2 separate regions of the Homo sapiens genome follow, and region 2 is linked to region 1. The links are chromatin contacts, found by Hi-C or POLR2A ChIA-PET in ENCODE. All regions are on one chromosome and are shown on one strand. Each heading gives the region's core, a stretch centred on a gene start or an enhancer-like site at or near the end of the contact. The rest is flanking DNA. Distances are from core to core; before and after follow the strand shown. Region 1 has its middle 220 kb from the start of LINC00460. Region 2 overlaps EFNB2 (ephrin B2).

Region 1 (4,685 bases), core at 942-3,441:
GTTTTTGAGATGGAGTCTCGCTCTGTCGCCCAGGCTGGAATGCAGTGGCGTGATCTCGGCTCACTGCAAGCCCCGCCTCCCAGGTTTAAGCAATTCTCCTGCCTCAGACTCCCGAATAGGTGGGACTACAGGCGCCCACCACCACGCCCGGCTAATTTTTTGTATATTTAGTAGAGACGAGGTTTCACCGTGTTAGCCAGGATAGTCTCAATCTCCTGACCTTGTGATCTGCCCGCCTCAGCCTTCCAAAGTACTGGGATTACAGGCGTGAGCCACCCCCCACGGCCTAGTTTGGTCTTTTTCACCATCATGCAGTGAGACATGGTGTGCACAATCCGCATGTTTTCTGGATAGTCCCTTCTGAAATGTTCATTTATGATTTTGGCTCTTCCAGAGGACATCACGGTAAATAATCTCGTGCATTTTCCAAGTGTTTCCCTCGTGTTTCCTGATCATTGATCATGCGCATTTTCAACTGTCCTAAATATTGCCAAATTGCTGTCCAGAGTGGCTATGACTAATACATCCCTGCCAGTTTGCCTGGGGGCTTCTGTTTCCCTAAATCCTTCCCAGCACTCAACAATGTTACTTGTTTTAATTTTTCCAGAGCTGACCAAAATATAGCTCATCCGTTTCCAGTGCAAGTAAAAGGTGAGAGGCTAGGTGGGTGTTTAGAACATTTCAGTGTATGTGGAACTATGACTGTGCAGAGACCCTGGGAGGTGGTCTGACCCAACTCTGCCACATGCGGGGGGCTCTATTTCACCACTGCTGCCTCCTTGGCACTGCTTTTTGAGGCACATTGATAATTTAGCTACTCTGTGTTAAAGATAGCGATGTAGACTGACTGATTAGCCTGATGTAAAAAAAAAAAAAAAAAAAAGCGTTTGGCAAATACAACCCTATGTGGTCCATATTTGAATATTTTTTCACAAGTCAACTGCTTGATTATATAGCTAAGAAAAACAAAGGCCAGAGATTTTACATGGCTTATCCAAGCTCTCTTCTCTTTAGGAAAATAAATTTCAGGAAGGTTGAACAATTGGCAGAGAAACACTGAAATAAAAATCAATGACATTGATGGGGCTTGGCCTCAGGGGGCCTTCCGCTGGTTTTTACCTATGGCCTGTATCTCTCAGTAGTTCCAGTTTCTGCTAATGACGTCCACTTGTAAGGAGGACAGAGCCTGGATTATAGGAGACGCTAGATACATATTGCCCAAATTGACAAATGAGTCAAAATGGGGAGCATATCAAAATCTATGTGGTGTGTGCATGTATTGAAAACATGTCCCAGAAAATCAAAATATTGTGCCTCCCAAAGAATCATACACCTACCCTCATCCTCCACTTTTTCCTCTCTTCCCTTTCCCAGGACCTATATGAGAGTATTAATTGCAGACTGACCCCAATAACGACAGAGTTTGAATAAGAAATATAGTAGTGTAGTAGGTTCACTGATTCTATGAAAAAATATGAAGCAACAAAACAGGGCACATGTGGTATAAACAGCATGGGATATGGGTGGATAGACCATTTGTTTAAAGTTTACGGCAGATATCATCACTGTAATACACAATATATCATGGGACAAGTTATATTAGGCTTTATGTAAATAGAGGCAATGATATGGGAACAATGGCTTTTAAAATTTACCAATAGGGCACAATCTAGAATATTAAGCAAAAATTAGTCCAAACTTTGGTTGTATAAAATTGAAGAGAGGTAATTTTGATAGGGATAAATGCTAAACTATTGATAAAAAAAATACAGAAATATTTTTTAGGTGAGATGTTGTGGTCTAAGGGTACTGTTTGTGAGAATAGATGGCTGCTTTCATTCAGAAAGGCAACATGGCGTTAAAGGTAGTTATTTCGTGAGGCCTAGCAGAATAGGTTACACTGAGACCAGAAAATACATTAAGTGAGTATCAGCTTAATAAGCAATGAATAGACAGAAGAAGACGCCCTGAGGAAAAGAGGTGCACTGTGAGCTTGAGAACCAGACCATACTGCAAGTCACCATCCCTCCGTGTTCTCCAAGGAAGGAGATGATGCACTTTCTTAACTCCTGTAATTTCTGTGGCTGTGACTCACTGGGCTGGTGTAAGAGAACAAGTATTTACACCGCTGTTCTCAATCAGTAGTCAAGCTTTGAAAAGGAAATAAGGAATAACTTTCCCATATTTGGAGGTAACAAGTGTAGCAAGATGGCACAATCCCTCCCTCTCAAAGGAGCTATGAGGTTTTACTAATAGTGGCTATTACTCATCCAGAGGCCAGCGCCTCTGCCAGCACAGGGTCCCCTTATACTTTACTGGAGAATTTTAGTTTTTATCATAGAGCATTGATGTGTCACATTAAAAATGTTTACAAAGCATTTTATAATCATTATTTACTGCCTTACATAGCAACCCCACGCTGCAGTTCAGTCCTGCCTTTTAAACAGCATGAACCACCTACTCACACATAGGACCCAACTCCAGAAGGCTCCTCTTGACATTTTTGGCTGAACTATCATTTAATCTGGATCAAAGTTAAATTTTAAAAGTTGCTGTGGTCAAAGAAAAAAGGATAGATAATTTAGCTTTCTTTTGTGCTTTTAGGATTACGATGATAGCAGATTTGTAAGAAAAGAAAATTCCTTTAAAATTAAAGGTCATGTCTTTGACTCTGTCAATTTCTCTTTGTTCAAAAATGAATAAGAAGATATTAAAGAAAAATATACAAGCACAAAAGGAGTCATTAAAATTTATTTTCCAAGCTATTTGTTGAATATAGTGTAGAAATGAGTCAGGAACAGGACATTTTTTACACTAAAGGGATTAAACAGAAAGACCAAAGCTAGTTTGTGCCTTTTAAATCAAATTGTTTTCAATGTCTGCAATGTAGACTGCATTTATGACTTGACATTTATTAAAAATAGCATCAGTTAATTTTTCAATTTTTAAGGAATTCAATAAAGTAATGTCTTAGTTATGCTTGAAAGTTATGTTGGAGGCTAGACCGTGGAAGAAATGTATTAGGTTAATTTAAATTTTGGTTGATATTAATTCATATCTTAAAGAAAAAACAGTTCTTGTGATTCCAGTGAACATGAGAAATAGTCTATGAAACAGAATTCTGGGAGAACTGCTACATGACTTGAGTCATTTTAAGCTAGACGGACTCAACATTCAGGAATATCCCTTGGGGAATTTCCTGAAATTGACAATGAGTAAGACACCCTAGGAGAATCCTTTTCCATTTTGGAGGTGATTTCCCATGCTCCCTGTCTTATTTTTCTGTCTTCTGATTGAAATAGAAACCCCGACATGTGTCTACCACCAAACCACCCTGAACGTGCCCAATCTCATCTGATCTCACAAGCTAAGCAGGGTCGGGCCTCGTTAGTACTTGGATGGGAAAAATTCCAGCAAGTACTCGTTTTGTTGGTGCATATGTTATGATACGTGTGCACCAGTTACACAATAAAATAGTATTTGTAAAAAAGTATAAGCAGAGAGGAGTATGCGGTTGTTACTCAAAAGTAAATTATCAAGTAGACAAGTTAATTAGCAACTGATTCAAGGAATTTTTTGGATAATATTGTATTTCATTTGAATAAGGATGCATCTTAAAATCTACTGGTATACCTCTTTTTCCAAAATTGAAGTGAAAGTAGTAATACAATATGGAGCTTTGGAATTTATTCTGAAGGATACTGTAGCTTATGAGTGGTCATGGAGCTGATTAAATAAATGTTGTTTAAGCAATTACTCCCAGAGTGAACACAGTTTCTCCCATTCGGGGCATTTCCCTTACAACTTCTATTGTATTTCTTTGAATTTTGGAAATCACAACTGGCCTTGTATGCATTGTCGTTATGGTATCTCCCAAGAGATAGCAGCATTCCTACAGGGTTTAAGTGGAACTGATGCATTTATGTGCGTTTATTTATTTGCTCCAAGACATGATGTTTCCCCATTACTATGGTCAGAACTAGGAACGGAGCCTGAGAATTTGTGTCTAGGCCTTTATTCTAACTAACAACAACACTCGATCCCACTACAAAAAAAAAAAAAAAGTAATCTGCCATGTCAGAAAAAAAAAAGGGCCTTCAGCTCCAGTAAATTGCAGGGTTATACTTTAAAAGAAAAAAAAAAAGGAAAGAAAAGAAAAAAAAAAGTAAGGCAACTTTCATTTGAAAGGTTTAGGATTCTAGCAGGACATACTGCTTTTATATCTTTGAGTACTGCTCAAAGATTTCTGCTGAAGTACCATGCAATTTTCTCTAAGTGCATAGAGAACTCACATTCAAGCTTTTCTCTTCCTCTTTCGCCCTTTCATCCTGCAGTGTGCATTAGTGGAAAGGGCAGTGTTCTTTCCAGAGGAGAAGGAAGTTGATCTAGGAGAGGGTGAGCTGAGCCTGGGCTCCAGGCAGCCAGTGCTCTCTGCTGCCCTGGAATTGTGCCCCCTCTTTATAATGGGTTGAAATACTCACATTTTGGCAGTGGGTTGTGTTTGTGTGTGTTGTCACATTGCTATCGGGCCTTACTTATTTGAGCATGGAAAATGTTTCCTGCAAATAGTTTTACATAATTTCTTTTTCTGATGCTATGAAGGTTAGGATTCCTGTATGATCTATTTTTATAGTGAGACAAAGTTCTTCAAGAATTTTGATCTCTTCCTAGTCTTCAGCTTTTGG
Region 2 (4,685 bases), core at 1,227-3,726, 350 kb before region 1:
CCACCGATAATGCCGACACACCCAGAGTCTCTCTTCTTACTTTAGCTTATGACTTCACGAAGAATGCTTTGCAAATTCTAAGTTCGCACTGGGCGCAAGTGGAATTTTAGTAAACATTAAGAGTTTAACCTTTAGTGTGAAATAATATGCAAGATATGCAAATAATTGTTTACCAACATCTCTTTGCTTAATGTGGTGAGCATTTAATAATTGCTTTTTATTAATACATGAGAGATTTGTATTTAGAAGCAGTTTAATTTATAATTATAATATTAATCTACACAATAACGACATCTATTATTTTCTTTTTTTGGAAACTCTTCATACCACACTAACAGGTTCATTGCAGTTACTGAACTACTCTGGCCATCAGAGCTCTCCTTAGAGTTACGATTTACCATGCAAAAGCATATGGTAGCCTGGGATAAATGAATCTTTCTTAATACAGAATTGAGGGTCTCAAGTTTGAAACTACGAGAGGCTATTTGAATGTTGCTTTGGGGGACTGTCATAAGGGCTGGGTGGAGGACTCAGGGCTAAGAAGTTTGCCAGGAAGTCCAGTTGAGACTTTCAGCAGAGTTGAAAGACTTCCACGATGGCGTAGGCAGAGGAAGGCGTTTCAGATACTTGGGAAAATATAGAAGCCAATTTCTCACCCACCCTACAGCAAAGCTCATTGATCTACAAGTTTCCCTAGAAAGGAAATGGGAAATGCAGAGAACAAATGTTAAAATAGTTTTAGAAATTAATATTGACTTTGTATTGCTTCTGCATAAGTTCCAAGACACCAAAACAATGAATGGATTTTAAAAAGTCACTACTTTGCATATCAGACAAATGCACACACACACACACACACACACACACACACACACACACACACAGTCAAGCTCTGTACTGGCTTTTTTGAGAAGGAAAGTGTTTGAAGTTAGTAATTTTTATATCAGTACATTTATAAATAGTGCTAGGTAGCATGACGGAAAGTATTAAAATTTACATGTATATTTTTAACACTTCAAATCGTTGGTTCACTTTGAGACAGTAAATAATATTAGCATTTGAGTTCAGCTTTAATAAATTCTACATGGGTTTAACCCCAAATCTGAGTGTCTAGTTGGTAAGCGCCTTCAGAACGAGCAGTGTTATAATAAATATGTTATTGTGTGCTGGTTTCTTTCCATGGAGAGGAAAAAGAGACCTGATGCTTTGGAGGAGTGCTTGACTTTTCCCCAGTGAGGAGTAGTCCAGAGGGACTGACTTGCATTGGGGAGTACCCTACATGAACAGCATTTCAGAAGAATTAAACCAGGAACCTAGAGTCCTACTTGCTAGTCCTGCTTCCTAAGCTTAATGAGAAAGTCAATTTTATTTCTTTGAACTTTAATTTATTTCCCTAAAAAACGCTTTTAGTATTGTCATTGTTCTGGCTAATGATGGCGGTCTCCTCCAGTTTCAAGCCACCTTAGGGCTGGGCATACAAATGCAATATAGGATCACTTGTTAGTGTGGTTTCAAATGGACATGATCCTCTGTAAATTCTTTAAAAACATTTAATTTGATTTGTGGTGTTACCTGCTTTAAAATATAGTCATCACACTTGTGAGTTTCAGACGTGAATATGAATTTTTAATTTGAACTGTATTTTTAAACACACTAAGTATTAACTAAGTCCCCTTAGGAGATATGTGGCAAACTGATATGCATCCTCATTCATTCTTCTCATAGATGGTTATTTGTTTTTTAACTTGTGGCAAAATTATATATGAATGGTCACCGACTTAAAATAGTTCCACTTAAATTTTTCAACTTTCTGATGGGTTTATTGGAGTATTAAATGTATTTTCAATTTAATGATATTTTCAGCTTACCTTGTGCTTATCAAGTATCAAGACATAGCCCCACCTAAGTCATGGAGCATCTGTATATGGGTTTTTATTCTTGTTTAGAATTGACTTTTTCAAGTGACCTATTTCAGTAATTAGCCCTGGGCCTGATTTGCATAATGAGATCTCCTAATCTTCAAGTAATGCAAAGATGGAGATATTATGGCCATGTGGTCTGAAGAGACCTTTTCTTTATTATGTTCAGATCTTTAATTGCCTTAAAAATAGAGTAGCTAATTTACCTAACCTCTAGTTATTTTATTATTGTCTTTAAAGTTTTTTTTAATGTTCATGAAATAACTGTTCTGAAATTGCCTATTTTCAAGGGAAGCTGTGTCTTAGACTTACTAAATGCTCCAGTTGATACTGGGAAAGCCTTCTTGTGTTCGTAGCCTTTATCCGTAGAGTTTTCTTTGCAGCATTTTCTGTGCCTGGTTTAGTTTCTTTTCAGAGGCGACACCCAGAGCTGAATGAGTCAGCAGGTTTGGTGTGTCGACCCTTTGCAACAGCTGTCCTTACGAAGGTTCTGTGGGCTGGTTATTCTACCTTCGCATAAAACCTTGCAAAATAACCCACAAAGAGGTTTTCGTCACACTACCAAAATCATGTGAGTCAGAGATGGATGAAAAATGAATGCCATTGTGTTCATACTTTTCCAGTGAACAGTAGCTACAGCAGAGCTGTTAGACAAAGAAAACCGTATTAATGAAGCGCCTCCCAATTTAGCTTCATATGGCTTTTGCATTATTTTGCTGCAAATCCATAGCTAAGACACATCTTGTGGCATAGTCCGTAAGTCATCTTTCCGAAGGACTGTTTGATTAAAGGTTGTTCTGTGAGATCCACCCTGTGTTGTTCATGGCATCCTCTTGGAGGCCTCCCTCACTCTCCATGCCTTGGCAAAGTCTTCCTTAAGGAACACTGAACAAGTCTGGAGAAGCTGCCATTTCTTAGGGCCCTCATTGGTTCAGTTGTCTATAGCTTTTTATTTTTTATTTTTTTTTTAATAAAGAGTATGTAAAATTGGAAAGCTTCACAAACAGCTTTGCTATTTTTTAGACATGTACTCCACTTCTAAGCAAAATCACAAAATAAAGTAAAATGCTTCCACAAATATAATGAAACAATATTCTTAAAGAATCAAAGCAGAAGAACTTCAGAGTCTGTTGCTTATGTTAAGCATATATTTGTTTTCTTCTCTGCTTTTGATTTACTTATTTCTGGGGTGTAGGTTTGGCAAGTAGTACTGAAACGTACTGAATGCACTGTTCTTTAGCAAGATAGTTACAGGAGCTTTCAAATGTCCTCTTAACATATAGATTTCTTTTAGAATATAGAATAATGTGTGGGCTGTATAAAGCGATTATGTGCTTTATTTGATGAATTATTTATGTACGATAAATGTAGCAAAAGCCACATTTCCATCATTAAATGTAATCCCATTTGGTGATACAGCAACATCAGCCTGTCATTTGGGTCCTCTGATTGAGGGGTGAGGATTTCTGTTTGATACCTTGTGCATAATGGCTGCGTTCAAGCATTTAAACTCATTTTTATTTCTAACCTACAGCTGTCATCTTTGTAATAGGATATTCATCAGAATCTTGCCAGAGACTGTGCATTTGGGATCTTGGGGGATACAGCACCACCACCACCCTCCCCCTGTCCAAGAGAAACAGATCAACATCTTAGGTTGAGAGTCTGGGGTCTGGAAGACCCGAGTTCCTGAGTGCCCTTTGACAAGTAACTTAACCCCTGTCTGCCTCAGTCTCTTCATCTGTAAAGTGGGGATAATGACAGCACCTGCTTCACAGGGTTGATGGGAATCCAGATGTGGTGGGATATAGAAAATGCTTATTACTTCCACCTTTGACACCAAATACATATAACTAAGAGTTAACTTTGGAGCAGGGGAGGAAGTGTGAGGCTCCAGGCTGGAGGCAGACCTGTGTTCGGCTGCAAGCTGGAGAGGATGGACCCCAAAAGCTTGGCTGATTTGAAGTCCATCCATAAAATGGAACTCCAGAGAGTTTACACGTTTCAGTAATGCTGCATAACTTAATTATAAGATCTTCTCTCTTTGTCTTCTTTCAGTGTTATAAAAGCTCTTTTGTCCTTGAGCTTCCTTTACCAAGAAACATGCATTTATGTATCTTTTTGTTCATGGAATTGCCCAAGCTTGTTAGCAGATCCTTTGTAAGACCCAAAAGAGACAGACAGGGGAGGAGTCTTCAGATACATATAATCATTTTTCCCAATTTCCATGTTACCAGCCTTGCCAGGACTTTTTCTCAGTTCCCTGTTACACAATGAAAATAGTGTCTCTTTATTGATAATTTTAGTAGCATCCTAATGTGGTATAAATCGTCTTCCAGAGAAGAAAATGTGTCAGGGTTGCGTTATCACTGAGGCTAGCTGGGAAAGTAGATCAGCCCATTAGTCTGATAATTCGAAGCGTTGTTTCTGTTATTTCTGAACATCATGTGAACTCCTTTTCTGGGTGTATTAAAGGTTTTCCCAGTGTGTGTCAGTGAGACTCCTGATTGAATTTAATATGAATAAAGATAAATTCTTTACATTTAAGGATTAAAGTCTCAGCTTCTGCTTAACTTGAGATTGCACTGAGAAACTCCTGGCTCTCGGGTATAGCGGAGTCACGACCTGGGGATGTCTGTCCCATATGGCTCTGTGTGTAAGAAGAAAAAGCTGCTGTGGACGGAGACTCTGTTCACATTAAATGACATCACCTAAGCCATCATGACAGCAAGAATTATTTAGGAATTGCTCAGAATAAAACTGCCT

The links. A loop is a pair of places that touch in the nucleus more often than their neighbours do. ChIA-PET counts read pairs that join two places held with the same protein, here RNA polymerase II (POLR2A). Pooled maps may share reads with other maps.
Region 2: a loop to region 1 is called in a map of mammary epithelial cell, with 2.6 times the contacts of the local background. The contact joins two enhancer-like sites. A Hi-C loop is called at or near these places in 3 of 168 maps with a recorded cell type or tissue (IMR-90, MCF 10A and mammary epithelial cell) and 1 of 50 pooled maps. POLR2A ChIA-PET finds 5 or more read pairs at or near these places in 1 of 52 experiments (MCF 10A).

Annotation. Positions count from the first base shown.
Region 1 is chr13:106,154,122-106,158,806 of GRCh38, reverse strand. It overlaps the pseudogene RNA5SP38. Among named protein-coding and RNA genes, the nearest start is that of LINC00460, 220 kb to the left of the region's middle. Within about 2 kb of position 2,191, at least 5 of the 41 ENCODE cell types and tissues checked have a DNase peak (open chromatin) inside an H3K27ac peak, as active enhancers do; they include mammary epithelial cell, where a contact is called at or near this core.
Region 2 is chr13:106,505,827-106,510,511 of GRCh38, reverse strand. The region is part of intron 2 of EFNB2 (ephrin B2); the gene reads left to right. Among named protein-coding and RNA genes, the nearest start is that of EFNB2, 27 kb to the left of the region's middle. Within about 2 kb of position 2,476, at least 5 of the 41 ENCODE cell types and tissues checked have a DNase peak (open chromatin) inside an H3K27ac peak, as active enhancers do; they include mammary epithelial cell, where a contact is called at or near this core.